Regions from separate parts of the Homo sapiens genome. Here all the other regions are linked to region 3. A link is an interaction called in ENCODE POLR2A ChIA-PET data of the cell type or tissue named here. Cell type or tissue: CD4-positive, alpha-beta T cell. All regions are shown on one strand. Each heading gives the region's core, and the rest is flanking DNA. Links, peaks and the distances in the headings are about the cores only.

Evidence for each region. ChIA-PET counts read pairs that join two places held together with the same protein. Peaks named below come from ENCODE experiments on the same cell type or tissue, not always from the same donor. Only the 100,000 strongest peaks of a DNase experiment are listed, where the experiment ranks them.
Region 1: POLR2A ChIA-PET joins it to region 3 with 6 read pairs; 2 of 35 experiments call an interaction of 5 or more read pairs at or near these places.
Region 2: POLR2A ChIA-PET joins it to region 3 with 7 read pairs; 1 of 35 experiments calls an interaction of 5 or more read pairs at or near these places.

What each region holds. Positions count from the first base shown.
Region 1 is chr7:36,690,522-36,695,930 of GRCh38, forward strand. All of the region lies in intron 1 of AOAH (acyloxyacyl hydrolase), which reads right to left. Among named protein-coding and RNA genes, the nearest start is that of AOAH, 31 kb to the right of the region's middle. In CD4-positive, alpha-beta T cell, for the core only: no CTCF peak of the experiment used is centred there; no DNase peak of the experiment used is centred there; H3K27ac peaks cover 614 bases.
Region 2 is chr7:36,935,194-36,940,602 of GRCh38, forward strand. The region is part of intron 16 of ELMO1 (engulfment and cell motility 1); the gene reads right to left. Among named protein-coding and RNA genes, the nearest start is that of MIR1200, 18 kb to the left of the region's middle. In CD4-positive, alpha-beta T cell, for the core only: no CTCF peak of the experiment used is centred there; a DNase peak (open chromatin) is centred at 3,168.
Region 3 is chr7:36,773,974-36,779,382 of GRCh38, forward strand. No RefSeq gene overlaps it. Among named protein-coding and RNA genes, the nearest start is that of AOAH, 52 kb to the left of the region's middle. In CD4-positive, alpha-beta T cell, for the core only: no CTCF peak of the experiment used is centred there; DNase peaks (open chromatin) are centred at 1,498, 1,898 and 3,268; H3K4me3 peaks cover 1,138 bases; H3K27ac peaks cover 257 bases.

The sequences.
Region 1 (5,409 bases), core at 81-5,080, 84 kb before region 3:
AGGTTTCGCTTCCTTGACAGGCTAACGAATGTTTTTCCTGGGAGAGATGCACGGGCAGAGTAATTCCTCCCATTACAGACTATTCTCTGGCTGCTAATAAAAGACCTGGCTCTGTTAAAGTGAATTTGTCAGAGTTGCTGTTCATTTAGGAAGTGAGAAGAGGGGGCGAGAGCTATGCATTTTGCTCAGTGGTCACCATCTGAAATCTCACATATGGAAAATCTCTTCTCACCTGGTATCTGAAAATAATGAGTACAATAGAAACAGACACTCCTGGTAGCACAGGAAAAGAAGCAAATGGGCCCGAATAAAAACAGCTGCCAGAGGGATCACATCTGGCCACATACCTCAGGTAGACTGCAGACTGGGCCAAGGAATCCTTTTGATGTGAAACAGGCTCTTGAAACTCTAATTATAATCATATCTGTGCTGGCTGGAAATACAGCCAACTGCAGAGAGTGGTCTATTAGATTTCCCATTTGTCTGAAACCCACACTTTGCTGAAAAGCCTTGAAAGCACCTGGCAGTTGTCAGAGCCACAGTCAGCATGACTATACTTCCTTTTTGACCCTGAGTAGAAGCATGAATAATTCATCACATTGCTAGAGTGTACCTTACGGTTTTCAAAATGTTTTTTGCATATATTATTATCTCATTCAAACTTCACAACAACTCATAGATCTACGAATTATTACTCTCATTTTACAGATGAGCACATGGAGGCTGAGTGGATAAGTACCTTGCCAAGTATACAGCTAGTAACAGGGGAAATTGAGACTTGAACACAATATTTGGTGAAAAGAAAAGAAGAAAGAAAGGTGTAAAAATAATCACCTAAAATGTATCTTACTGCTGGCCTTGTTTCCCTAAGATGCTAGTTACTCAGAGAGCATGGCACACAACGCCGGTGTGAATCTCATTGCACCTTACCCTTTCTTTCTTCTGCTTCCTCATCTTAGAGTCTGGACATGGATAGAGAGAGACAAAGGAGGAGAAAGAGAATGGAAAGGAGGAAAAGGAAGGCTACCTAAGGTGCTCTGGTATAGTAGAGAGTAGAAGAATTGGGAGGTCAGAGAGACCTGGACTCAAATACCCCTTCTATTACTTATGAATTGGTGCATTTGGTAGGATTTTGGCACCCATGGAATGGAATAACAATGCCCCTTGTTTGGTATATTGGAAACAGCCACATAGTTTTTGCACTTCCTCCCATGAAGTGATGGTGTCTATATCCCAGCCCTTTGAATCTGGCCTTGTGACTTGCTTTGACCAGTATGTGAAGGAAGGGACAGTGTGTCAGATTGTAACTGAGTCCTCCAACAGCTTTTCAGCTTCCACTTTTGCCCTCTTTGACACTGCAGCTGTGAGCCTGAGCCAACCTGCTGGAAAGGCCCCATGACGGAAAACCGAGGTGCTTCAGCCAGCAGATCACCTAGATCATTCCAGATCACCCTGTCCCTGCCATTTCATCATCTACCAGCTGAGCGCAGCTGCAGGAGTGAGCCCCAGGAGACCAACTGAAGAATTATCCAACTGTGCCCAGCTCACAGAATATCTTGGGCTCATAAATGATGGTTGTGTAAGTGTGGGGTGGTTTGTAATACAGCAAAGGCTATCTGTACATCTGGCAAAAGTGTCATGAGGCTTACGTGATACCACACATAAAATGCACATGGTGCCTGGCATGGAGCAGGCATTTAGCAAACATTAGTTCCTCTCCCGTCTACTAAGGCCACCACAGGGAAGACACATCTTCTCCACGAACTCTTTGAAAAATAAAGGCACAGAAGCTCATCTTTGAAAAATATGTTGCATTATCAACAACATTTTTACTTTCATAGGGCTGAATCTTCTTTTATTGCAGACAACTAGTGTTTTCATTACATTTGAGTAGATTAGACTCTGTGGCCTAACCTAACTACTACTTGAAACATTTTTTTTTTATGAGAAAATGCTCAGTGGGTTCAAAATTGCCAACGTTGCCAAGAACATTGTCAACCAGAGAGGCACTGTTTTGGGCAATTAGTGGTGAAAACAAAGGCTTAGGGCATTGATAAGTGAGCAAAGCCCAAGCAAGGCGTGAGAAGAAATGAGCAGGCTGTGTTAAGAGACATAAGGTGACTGGTTTAGCTGATTTAGAAATATACTAAAAATGAAAGTGAAGATGTCAGGACACATTCATCCTGTCATTTATTCAACGTGTACTTTTCAGCACGTACTATGTGCCCAGAAGCTTGAAGAGACACATATGAATAAAAGAAGTCACAGACAGGTGGGGCAAACTGATATCTAAATAAACAATCCCAGAAACCCGTAAGTATTGTGATAGAGGAACCTGGTAGTGCTTTGGGGACACACTGGTGTAATCTCTCAGTGATAGCCTCTCAGAGGAGCTGAGTCTTAAGGGATAGGAGGAACTCATTCATCAGAAAAAGGAGAAAAAGCTTTCCTACTCTTAAAAAAGTGTAGGATTTTTTAAGAATTGGAGGTAAGAAATAGAAGAGTTGGCCAAGGCTAAAATTCAGAGTCAGTGGGAATGGAAGAGTGAGAGAGGTAGGAAGGGGCTAGATTGTGAAGCACCTTGAAGGCCATACTACAGACTATAGGCTTCAAGAAGTAGTCTAGAGTGCAGACTGTGAACTAATGGTTTTCAATGTTTTGCTCTGTATCTTCTAAAATAAATTTGAAAAACTACAAACTTACACATTTTAATGGATATCAAGAAATTATTAATGGATATCTATCTAGTTACAAAAGATATAAATTTGGACAGACTGTAAATATTACAGTGGAACTGTTACAGTAACCTTCTATGTGTATCCAAAGGTATCTAAATACTATAGTGACTTCTACCTAGTCTCATCCACTTAAAAATGAGACTTTAATCTTATTTCACACTGATTAATTTTGCATTGATAATTCCTCTTCTTGAATTGAAAAGCCCACCTCCTTGAATTCTTCTTCAACCACAGAATTTTATCCAAATTTAATGTATTTTTATAGTTGAAATTATTTTTTTGATCACACTATTGATCAATAAAGTATTAGTATTGATCTCAATACTAAAAACGTGTATAAAACTTAAAAATTTTAATTTCCTGTGATACTTCAAGTTTGGAGTCTGGATTGAGCTTTCTTTGTTAGTAAAATTAGCTTATCTAAGCAACAGATTGCCAATTTGATAAACTATTATTAGGCGATAAAGGTAAAATGTTATTGGAATTGCACCTCTTAATGACATTTTTGAGACTTTTTAATTGGTACCTATGTCTGTTGAGAAATACCACTTATTCATGTAAAGTGACAAAGTTCAGCATCACTTTTGTTCCTCTTTTTCATTGTTAAACACGTAAGTACTGAGAAACATGTTTACTTGAATAAATAGATCAGAATTGAAGGACCTTTGATATAGCAATGTCACAGAATTCTTTGAACTTCTTCTGAGGTAAATGCCAAACATGTTGGAGTGAACTATCATTGAACATTATTTTAAATGGTCTATAAACTGACAATTTCATTAAGTTCCCCTTCCATTTTACTGGAAGCAAAGAACTAGATACTACCTGACTTATAAAAATACGTTAAATCAATCATCTTTTACTTTCTCATTTTTTTGTGGGGGGAGTATGCAAAAAAATTTATCGCAGTTACTATTTTACTTAGCAAGACCCTGTGAAAGCCTAATGCACTCAGGGCCAGGTGTGGTGGCTCACGACTGTAATCCCAGTGCTTTGGGAGGCTGAGGCGGGCGGATCACCTGAGGTCAGGAGTCTGAGACCAGCCTGCCCAACATGGCAAAATCCTGTCCCTGTTAAAAATACAAAAAATTAGCCAGGTGTGGTGGCATGCACCTGTAATCCCAGCTACTTGGGAGGCTGAGGCAGAAGAATAGCTTGAACCTGGGAGGTGGAGGTTGCAGTGAGCCGAGATTGCACTCCAGTCTGGGTGACAAGAGCAAAACTCCATCTCAAAACAGAACAAAAAACCACTCAGAAATAACTGGATAATGAAAATATTGTCCTTTTCAATACACTTTTGTCTATACTATATTTTAAAAAAAATCCTTTATCTTAAGGTGTGCTTTATATACATTTTTGTCTAATGTTGGAGCTGAGATTTACTTCATTCAAGTTATAAAAAATGTCCTCTGTATAAACCAAAATGACAAATCCATATTTTATTATTAAAGAAATTAATCAATCGATTTTTTCTTTCAGAAGAATGTAACTTCATTTTTCAACTCACTTCAATATTTGCATTCTAAGGCCAATAGTTAGACATAAAAAGATATAGAGAATGGGATAGATGATAGAAAAATGAATGGATGAGTGGATGGATAGATTGATGGATGAATGGTTTCAAAGAGGATAGACAGATGATGGATGGAATGGATATATAGGTAAATAGATAGGGAGAGAGGGAGAGAAAGAGAGAGAGAAATAATTTTACACTCTGCCCAATATTATTCTGTCTTTATACACAAACCTACTTGCTAAGGTGGAAAGTTTTCAACTGACAACAAATGCTTACTACTGCCAAAATTTTCGCAATTGTTTCATTGACTGTCTATTTAACTGTTCAAATTTAGAAATATAACAAAAGAATAGAAGAAGATCCAAAGCCCACAAATGTATACCTAGACAATTTTGAAAGAAAATATACCAAAATACCAAAATATCAATAGTGATCATCAGGATTTGGGAATTGCAATTGATTATATTTTTTAAAAGTACTCTTCTATATCCAAATCTCTGTGAAAACCATGCATTCTTTTATAATTAGAAAAAAGCAAATTCTACTTTATCAAACATAACTTATTAAATATGTTTCTTAATAGCTGCCTTCTACCTTAATACTTTTTGGAACAACATGAAATATGAAAATTTCTAGAATACCATTTTGTGTTTCAGGATGTCTGCTAGGCGTTTTTTACAAATTCTATCTCATTTAATCTTCACAATGTTCTCATAAGATTGCTTCTTTCCACATTTCCTTAGAAATCTGAGGCCCAGAAAGGTTAAACAATGTACTTTAATCCTTTCAGATCAGCAGTGGCTAACCAGTGATTCAAATTCTGAACTATTTTACTTTAAAATTTATATTCTCCTAAGTGCCACACTACATATATTAAAACAGCATCCTTCCAAATTGAAAATTATCAATCATGTTAATTAAAACAATCATTGCTATACTAACATCTATGGGATTTGCAAGTATTGCTTCCAAATCTGTGGCTAATCTTTTGGTTTTGTAATGATGCTTTCCGGAGAGCAAAGTGGTTAAATTGGATAAAGTACAACTTATCAACATTTCCTTTTGGACAGTGCTAAGAATCTTTGCCTCATTCAATGTCACGGAGATTTCCTTTTAGAAGTTTTATAGTTTTAGCTCTTACCTTTAGGTCTATAT
Region 2 (5,409 bases), core at 235-5,234, 160 kb after region 3:
ATGGTTTTATAAGGGGAAACCCCTTTTGCTTGGCTCTTACTCTTCTCATCTGCTGCTGTGTGAGATGTGCCTTTCACCTTCTGCCATGATGGTGAGGCCTCCCCAGCCATGTGGAACTGTGAGTCCATTAAACCTCTTTCTTTTGTAAATTGCCCAGTCTTGCATATATCTTTATCAGCCACACGTAAAGGACTAAAACAGCCTTGTCCCTTCTAAAAAAAAATACTAGTACTCTACTGGCCTAATTGCAAAGTTGAGGAGAGCAGCTCTGTTTTTTGTTGCCATCCTTATCTGATGATGCAACCTATCTGATATCTTGATCAAAGTGCATTAAGGCACAAAAGGAGGCAAACCATTTAGTGAGTGGTTCTACTGAGGCTGTCTATTCAGGTGGGGCATTCTCCCAGCACAGGCACCCCCAGAATTCTCTCTCAACACTCAATGACACCACAACAGCGTTTTTCATTCAAAGGGGCACACACATTTTGAGGCTCTTAATGCTCTTACTATAAGGTGCACAGCTGAGGGTTTTGAAGGCCATTTCTAATAAGCTAAGACTACACTACTACTCCAAAAAGCCTAGGAAAATGGCTGGCCCCTCCAGTAAGAGAATAGGTGGTGGTATGCTAGACAAGAAAAAGTCAAAGCCATTTGGTCTTGAATGTTCATCTAACACTTACAAGCTGTGTGATTTTGGAAAGAAGTGAGCGACTCCCTAAATCTGAGTGATTTCATCTGTACCCTGGGCCTGCTGCAGTGCATACTGTTGGTTGCTTACCTAAGATTGCCCCCTCCTCCTTCCTAAGAGGACCCTGTTTTATTCAGGTGTCCACTCACCCTCCAGGCAGCCCTAGCACCTGAGTGAATGCTGACCACCCCACCCACCTCCAGAGGTAGCCCTGATTGGTCTGAGTGCAACTCCTTTTACTGTGACAGTATTTGGTTCAGAAATAGAAGTGGGCACAAATTCAAGCCAAGGACCAAGCAGAGGGTGGATTCAGTGTTTCTGTAATTATTTTCCATCCTTCTGGGATCACATTCTGAAGAGACCCCTGTCTCTTCCATGGGATGATGTGGTGTGCAAATGTCCCTCACTACTGCCACCCCCTTACTAGCCACTGAGCAATAAAGCTGCCACACAGAGGAGGGAAGAGCCCAGGGAATCATGGGGAAATGGGCTACCACCCCTGGATTACGCTGGCCCTGAATTCTACCTTAGTCTGGCTTCTAGTTAAAGAGCCAACACATTTTCTTCTCTCGATTTTTTAGTTTTATTTTTTAGAGATGGGGGTCTCGCTCTGTTGCCCAGACTGGAGTGCCATGGTGCAATCATGGCTCACTGCAGCCTCCACCTCCCAGTCTGAAGTGATCCTCCTGCCTCAGTCTTCCAAGGAGCTGGGACTACAGGTGTGCACCATCATGCCTGGCTAATTTTTGTATTTTTTGTAGAGATGGGGTCTATGTTACCTGGGATGGTCTCAAACTCCTGGCCTCAAGCCATTTTTCCTTCTTGGCTTCCGAAAGTGTTGAGATTATAGGTGTAAGCCACCGAATCTGGCCCATTTTCTTCTTAAAGACCATTAATGTTTGGTTTTCTGTTGCTTACAAATGAAAGCATATGAAAAGCTAAAGATATCTGTTAGGATTTTGGGGAAGATACATTAAAAAAAGAATGTGCTTAACACAGGATTAAGTATAGAGTAAGCACTGAAAATATGGTATTTCCTTTTATTGTAGTTTCTTTTTTGGGCCACACTGCTTCACCTCAATTAGGGGGTTCTCCCAGGGATCTACTTCAGTTTTATTCGGGCACAGGGACATCACTGGCATTTTAAATGTTGGGAGGCTTTGTTTTATTTTTGGCAGTCTCTAGGGGCAGGGGAAAGAACTATATTCAACAAATCTTTAGCACCGGTTATGGTTTTAATTTTGCTCCCCCCAAAAGATATGCTGAAGTCCTCACACCAGTACCTCAGAATGTGACACTATTTGGAAACAGTGCCATTGCAGATGTAATTAGTTACGATGCAGTCATACTGGAGCAGAGTTGGCCCCTAGTCCAGTATAACTGGCGTCCTTATAAGAAGATGGCAATATGAAGACAGTCACACAGGGAGAACGCCACGTGACAACAAAGGCAGAGACTGAAGTGATGCAGCTGCAAGCGAGGAAATGCCAAGGATGGCCAGCAATTCAACAGAAACCTGTGAAAGGCAAGGAGAGATTCCCCTGCAGATTTCAGACAGAGCAAGGCCCTGTGAGCCATGCTCCAAAACTAGGAGACCATAACTTTCTCATAGCCTCCAAAACTATGAGACCATAATTTCCTGTTGTCTGAAGGCTCCTCATTGGTAGTACTTTGTTACAGCAGCCCTAAGCAATGAACACAGTGCTTATTCAGAAACATGTAATGGAAGAAAATCAAGTGTAAACCAGACATTTAAAATCCCTTGTCTCTTTAAAGGATTTCAGACTGTTATCAGATGTCCTCTATTGACAATAGTGTATGCTACTGCTAATAGTCTAAGATTTCCTCCCTAAAAGCACCACAATACCCGTTGTTTAAAAATAATAATGGTTTGCTCAGTCTTTTTATTTGAATAAAATTAAATGCAACAGTGAGAGGTATAAAACAAAAGTGGAGCTCCTACAGCTGAAGGAAGCTGGAGGGATTCAGACTTGCTGCTAACACTCTCTAGTGGCCCCTGAGGCCACTCATGGAACTGCCAGGTGCCACAGAACTCAGGCTGAGAAACACTATTCTAGAAGCTGCAAATAATGTCTGCTTATGGTCGCATCCAGGAGTACAGTAGGAGTCCTCTTAAAAGACGGCCACCATAACAGACTTGCCAGTTTATGAAACATCCTCCATCCTTTTTCTAAAATATACTGACTGCTGCCCAGGCTGACACTCCAAGCTCACAGTCAAGATGCTGGAATGCCCCTGGGTTTCTGCTCCCACCAGCTGAGATGTGAGATTTAGGGATCTTTGTCTCCAAATGTGTTTCTTCCAGTTATAGTTGTCATTGTAATTATGTAATTTGATTGCATATTATATACACTGATGAAATATGAGTAGAAAAAGCTCCAAGTTGAATGCTTTGAAAGACTGGATAAAAACAAGTTGCTGAAACCAAGCCAAACCTGCTGTTGAACCACATGTGGGTGGGTCAACCACAGAAAACTGGAAGAGATTGTACTTAGATAACTTCAAAAGTGTCTTCAGAGCTTGTTCCACTTTAAGAAAACTGAAACTGGAAATCACAGATGATGTCTTTTTGGCATGGTTTATCTAAGAATGGTAATTAGAAACTCCAATCTGCAAATTTAAGAAAAAGCTTGAGTCTCACATTAAAAAGTTGGTGATTTAACATGCATTTGTATGTTTTAAGTTAAAATAAAATATTTAAGGTATGCATATATCATATTATGATTAACCATAACCACTGTCATCAACTTTTTAATTAACTAATCAGCTGCCAACTCCTGATGCATGAGCTAAGAGGGCCTTTATTACAGTTTCTTCATTTTGGATACTGTGTTCTTGGATGGGAAAATCCTATTTCTCTATTTTAGTTGTCATCAATGGCTACCTAGAATGTAAGGTCCATGAGAGAGATTTTTTTGTCTATTTTGTTCAGTGACGTCAATTTTCAAAAAATTCAATTGATTTAAACATCAAAGATTAGCTGGGCATGGTGGTGCATGCCTGTAGTCCTAAGTACTCGGGAGGCTGAGGTGGGAGGATTGTTTGAGCCAGGGAGTTCCAGGCTGCAGTGAGCTATAATCGTACAACTGCACTCCAGCCTGGGTGACAGAGCAAGACCTTGTCTCTTAAAAACAAAGCTATAGACATTGCTAATTAAAAAAAAAATGAACATGTATTTACCTGCAAAATTGTTTAAGCTAATACAAATAGAGACTAACCCCTAAAGTACTATGGACATAACTGTATTTTAACACATTTAAGAAATGAGTTTTTTTTTTTTTATCTCCTAGCCACAGCATACAAAGGCCAAAGACTTGGCCACTTACCGAAGACAGAGTCTAAGATCTGCTCCAAGACTTAACCTAGTCAGGCTGGGGGCTCAAGTACTCATAGAAGACTTAACCTAGTCAGGCTGGGGGCTCAAGTACTCATAGAAGACTTAACCTAGTCAGGCTAGGGGTTCATGTACTCATAGAAGACTTAACCTAGTCAGGCTAGGGGTTCATGTACTCATAGAAGACTTAACCTAGTCAGGCTGGGGGCTCAAGTACTCATAGAACAACTCTTCCCGCAGGCTCTGTGTGTTTCACTTCCAGCAAGTCTACACAGAGTAGATCCTATTCCAACTTGGATATGTTTTGATTCAGCTCACTTAACCAAGAACTACATTTTTAAAATATTCTCAGAGATGAAGTGGTGAACAGAATACATGGGAAGCATTGCTGTGGCTCTGGACCATGCCACATATAGACAAGGGTTCCCATGTTCAAAGTGCAGATCAACCCTTTCCCTGGGATGGCGGGGGGTGCCCCACTCTCAGAAAGCCAGGCCGACAAGGAGAGAGCAGGAATTGCAAAAGCCCACCCTCCTGCTTTCACTGCTCAGGGATCTGGGAGGCAGAGGGGCCAAGTGGCTGGCCGGAGGCATGCGTGGAGTGGCATCTGACCCACAATAAGAAAACAAATTTCCTGTTTTATTCTTCACAACACTGTATGCTCCTGGCAAAAGCAAACCAGTATGAATGAATTCATAACACACACCTTATCCTTACATGTGACGTGTGCTCAATAAATACTGGTTGGTTTTATTGCCTGACTCCACAGGTGGCAATTGACAGGATTTTGGGTGTGGAAATGATCAAGACTTTGTAAACGGGAAGAATCTGGAGTGGCATATGTTGTTGCCATTCCCCTAACCCCATTAGCAGCTGGGTGAGTGAAGAGTAAATAGACAACCATCTCCTAGTTCTGAGGCTGCTTTCCCTGAAGGGACTTTCTAAATGAGAACCTTGCCTAAATTGGCAATTAACCCAAGCTTAACAAGGGCTTACAGTCACACTGGGGCAAATCTGGTGAAAGCAACCTTAGATAGAATAGGCCAAGGAGAGCCTTCTACACTCACACTGTATGTGAGAAAGCAAGTGAGTAGTAGTATTCAAGTCTTTCATTCCTAGGGGTGATTATTTCTACAGTGGGACTTAAGGAGAATAGGGAACTACCAAAGCTCCTCTGAGGCTGCCCTTTTGGGTTGCAGGTATTTGTATATTCTTTAGCCCTTAAGAGGGTAATTTAGTGATTTAAAGCACAGGCTTGGGCAAGATACAATTGTAGTTTAGAATATTAGTTCTGATACTGGGCAAGATACTTATAAATTCTTAAAGCCTCAGTTTCTTTTTGGAGGGGACATGTATCTACTTCAGA
Region 3 (5,409 bases), core at 198-5,197:
ACCTGTAGCCCCAGCTACTCAGGAGGCTGAGGCAGGAGAATTGCTTGAACAAAAGAGATGGAGGCTGCAGTGAGCCAAGATCGTGCCACTGCACTCCAGCTTGGGCGACACAGTGAGACTCTGTCTCAAAAAAAAAAAAAAAATTAAAGAAATAGAAGAGGAAGCATAAAAGGAGAGAGAGACAGAGAGGGAGGGAGGAGTGGCTAGGAAGATAGTCTGAAGGGTACTTCCAGTTCCAAGGGAAAAGTGATTTAAAGAGAAGATGTTAATAGAGAGGTCATGCAGAATAAAGACTGAGAATATTGTTGGATTGGCAGGAAGGTCTCAGTCTCATCAAATGCACAGTTTCCATTAAGTCTCAGCATGAATTGGTCAGGATTCAGTCAGAGAAGCAAATCCAATAGGGTATGTATTTTGATTATACATGTTCATTATAAACATTAAATTGGCTTGCATGTTGTAGGAATGGGTTTGGCAAGCCCAGAGTCCATAGGGCAGGTAGACGGGAAGGATGAACCACCAGCAGGCTGGAATCCCATACGCACAGGGTGGAACTGCTATCCCCAGGCAGTCAGTCAAAAAGGAAGATCCAAGGGGAATGGAGGGCACCTGCAGGGTCAGCAACTGGGTGCAGCCTCTAGCCCAGGAAAGCCCTAAGCCCTTTTTTAAAGGGCTTCCAACTCACTGAGACAGGTCTGCTTTGAATAATCTCCCTTCTGATGAACTTAAAGTCAACTGATTAGGTACTTTCTATCCGTAAAATCCCTTCACAGTAGCATCTAGATTAGTGTTAGATTGCAGAACTGGGACAACATGGAAAAGCAACTGCTTCCTCCCTTCTGTCCTCCTACTCCATGAAAGAATATGCCCTGTAGCCTGCCCTGACTGCAAACATACTAGAAAGGGAATTCTGGGGCTGTAGTCCAGCCCAGCCAAGTTAATACATCACAAAGGTATCACGCTGGTGCTGAGGGGGAGGCATGAAGAAAGCGTTTCTAAGAACTTTGGGAATAAAGTGAGAGATATCTGAAAATATAAAGAGAAACAGCTATAAGAAATCTGTGCAAGGATGGTTCCAGTAGAGAGCGAAGGAATGAAATTGTAGTTGAAGAGGACAAGAAGGCATCAGGAGCTCAGTGTTGCCAAAGGAAGGACTCGGTGCTGGGAGAGGCAATCCACCATGGCCCCAAGCCTCCCTATGCACTCCTACTGGGCATGCCAACAATGCAAGGGCCTGACCACTCATTATCTGGGCCATTTCTCAGAGCTGTGTTTACAACAGGAAATCTTGAGAAATGAGACAGCATCTGCTATAGTTTGGATGTTTACCCCTTCAAACTTCATGTTGAAATTTGATCCCCAATACTGGAGGTGGGTCCTAGTGGGAGGTATTTGGGTCATGAGGGCAGATCTCTCATAAATGGCTTGGGGGCATTCTCATAGTAATGAGTGAGTTCTTGCTCTTGTTCCTGTGGAACTTCCCCCAAGAGCTGGTTGTTAAAAAGAGCACAGCACCCACCTCCCTACTTGCTTCCTCTCTGGCCATGTGATCTCTGTACATGCTGGCTCCCCTTCACCTTCCACCATGAATGGAAGCTTCCTGAGGCCTCCCCAAAAGCAGATGCTGGTGCCAGCCTTCTTGTACAGCCTGAAGAACTGTGAGCCAGATAAACCTATTTTTTTAAAATAAATTACCTAGCCTCAGGTATTTCTTTATAGTAACACAAATGGACTAAGACAACATCTTACCCCAGACAAAGAACAGGCTTGCTTCCACTCACAGTAAAAGCAATGAATCCTCTAATTTCAGTGTTTCCCTACTGTAATGCAACCCATGGCATATTCAGGCACCCCAAGGGGTTTCTCTGTCACTCTCACGGGACTTTGGAGAGTGGGTATGGGGAAGCAACAGATACAAACCAACATGAAATTGTGGTTCCCTTTTTGCCATGAGTAATAAGTCCTTTGTCTCTGGCTGAGGAGTCTTATGTCTTCTACTAACATTGATAAAATAGTAACAGGCTAGCTTATTAGCTTCTAAGTAGGGTAAATTCCCAGACCCTTCACAATTCTTGACACTGAGGTAAAGATAAACACATTTTTAGGGGCTAATAAAAGCACTAGACTTTCAATCCAGCAGAAAACCATTCACAACTAAATGTTTTTATTTAAGTAAACTCTAGCCTTCTTTAAAATATTGATTGATTGGTTCTTATAATCTGGAAAGCAAACTAAGCATATCTCCATCTAACCCCCAAACTCTAGTTTCAAATGTATTATCTGGGTATTGGTGTAGTCTAGTGATTCGGTTATAGAATCATAAGACCTGAGCTTGAATGTAAGCTCTGAGACTTATTTTCCTCAAATATATGATAAGGACAGTAATACCTGATTCTTGTAGTGTTGCTTCATGGATGAAGTGAGATAGTATATATGATACCTAGGGTTTCAGATATAGCAGACACCTTGCAAATGCTGGTTTCCCTCTCTTTTTCTCTCTTCCCATTCCTATCACATACACAGCCTTAGAATTGTTTTCTAGTTTTTCCATGTTTTATTTTGCATGTATTTTTACTCAAGCCACTGACATTCAGCAGAAAGTCTGCCCTTTAGATACTTTAAAGGAGATCTAATCATTAACTGATTTCCATATTCCTCTCTTAAGATTTCAGCTACTTAAATCCTACCTTTTCATTTCTAGTCTGTTTCCATCATAGTCTTTTAAAATGTGCTGCTTTCCGTGTAATAAGTGCCATCTGTAAGCATTTAACATTTTTAATGCAAAGAGTGCTCACATTTACTATCCCAGGTGAGCCTCCCACAGCTCTCCATGTTCTGTATGGCGGCAGAAGCCCAGTCTTCCCCTCTGAAGACCATCAAACTAAAATGCTGCAGCATCACTAATGGTCCTGCTGTTGGTAAGGGCAGAGCTGGAACATTAACCCTGGGGTCCTGACTCTGAGCCTCATTCTCCTCCCACTTTATCTTACTGCCTGCTCTGTCCACTCTTCCCTCTTCCTGTGCCTGTTTTCCTCACCTCTGGGCTTGTTTCTTCCAAGGTCTCCTTTTGACAATATTTTTGCAATGACTCTGTATTTGCCAGGGCTCTTTCCATTTTTCCATTTCAAGTGACAGAAATCCTACTCAAAAAAGATTTATCAGCTCGTGTGCGGAGCAGTATGAGGCAGTGAGTGACGCCAGGTGAAGCTGGGGTTGAGGGCTCAAAGGTGTCATTAGGGTTTTTTTTTCTCCTGTACATTTCTCAGCCCTACTTCCTTCTGGTTTTTGGCTTCCTTCACTTCCTGCAGATGCATTTCCTTTTTGTGGTAGCAAGCGTGGCAGGCAACAGGTTCTATGTACATCTGCACTACTTGCTATTCAAGAGGAGAGAAAGTCATGTTCTTCATCTGTCTGTAGGGAATTCGCGCCATTTGGATTGTGTGCCATTCATGGGACCAATCACTGGCCGAGCTCAGCATCACATACCTGTTTCTTTAATGGGAAGGTGGGGTTCTGATTTGAATGGAAAAAGCATGCCTCAGAGAAAAAGAGTTGAAGAAGGGGCCACCTGACCAGAGAAACGCAAAGCAAAGCAAAAACCCAGCATTGTGTCAATCAAACCTTGCATTCTAGACAGTAGCAAGTAATTCAAATTTAAATACTATAAAAACTGATATATATTTTTTTCTGAATTTTTGCATGAATTTTGTCTTCACATTAAAGCTTATTCACTGAATTTCATGTGATTTAATTTAATGTCTGTGACAGCCTTTTCAGACAAACAAATTAAAATGCAGGAGAAAAAATGTTTGTCAGACCACACATCCTCATTTGGAGCTCAGAAAATGTAATCCTCGTAGGTAAGGACAGCAGAGCCTACGGGCAGGTGTGCTGTCTGTCGTGTCTCACCTGCCCACCTCCAGTGCTCCATTTCTTGGCGAGGAAGCCAGCCTGCTTGAGCACTCATTGAATATATATTTAATGGTGCGACATTTATGCGATGCCAAGGAGACTTTGAAATGACTAAATTTAAAATAGATCTTTCTACCTCAACCAAGAGAGAGAAAGCAAAAGGAAATGAAAGACACTCTGTGAGTTGAGAAGACACATTGCAAAAGAGCTAAAACCAAATATGCCTGCAGGTTTCCAAAGCAGGCTTTTGTTATTTTACTTTCTATCTCTTTTTCTCTGTCTCTTTCTTCCTTTCTACCCCAGATGTACCAGGCAAATTAGTAAACAATAATAGTAATGATGATTCTAATGATGATATTACTAAGGATAACAACCCTTTATGGAACACTCATTACATGTCAAACACTTTGCCAACCTTTTTATATCAATGATCTAATTCAATACTCACCACCAGGGAGTGAATTTTATTTGTATATTATAGGAGGAGGCTGAGGTTTAGGGACGTTCACTAACTTATCCAAGTTTATTCAGTTGATAATACTTCTAGTGGCTTCCTATTGCTCCTGCACCACATTATCATGAATCTCATGGCTTAGAAAACACACATTTATTATCTTATGTTCAGAGGCCAGAAGTCCAAAATGGGTTTCACTGGGCTAACATTAAGAGGTTAGCTATGTCCGTTTCTGGAGGTGCTGGGAAGAATCCATTTCCTTACCTTTTCTAGCTTCAAGAAGATGCCCACATTCTTTGGCTTGTGACCTTGTCAGAGATAAAAGATAGCTCTTGCCATCAAGATGCTCACAAAGGGAAGACACATAGGTAAACCAGTGATCACAGGACTTTGTGAGGATGCTGTGGGAGCAAAGAGGAGTGTATGTGTACAGTGTTGGTGTAGGGGTATGTTAGAAAAGGATTCAAATGGAAGTTGATGCCTCAGCAGAGTCCTAAGGCATGAATAGGAGTTATTCAGGCAGAGAAAAATGGGAACACACTCTAGGCAGAGGGAACAGCATGTGCATAAACATGAAGGGCAAGAGGGTACACAGCATTTGGAGAATGCAACTTGTCTGGTATGGATGGGACATAGAATCCAACTGGAGAAGAGAAAAACAAAGACATAATGAAAAAGCAGGTTTACTATTTAGGGCAAAGACTGGAGCAGAGTATTAAAAGACCCCAAAATACAGTGGCCCAAATGAGATAGCTTTTTATTTCCCTCTCATGCAACCATCCAGCAGGCCAAGGTTGGCAGGTAGCTTTGCTGTATGATGATGTTTGGGAGCCATGTTGTTCCTCTACCTTTGCAGGTAGGGATGGGCCATGGCCATTTGTGTTCCAGCTTAAGGACATAGAAAGTGAAGAAGTCTGGGGCAAGCAATTTTCTTTTAAGCAAGTAAGGTGCAAACTTCATCACATAAGGCCACACTTTACCTTATGGGAAATGCAGCTGTTAGCTGGACAATGCCAAGAGAGAATCAAGAGTGGACTAGATAT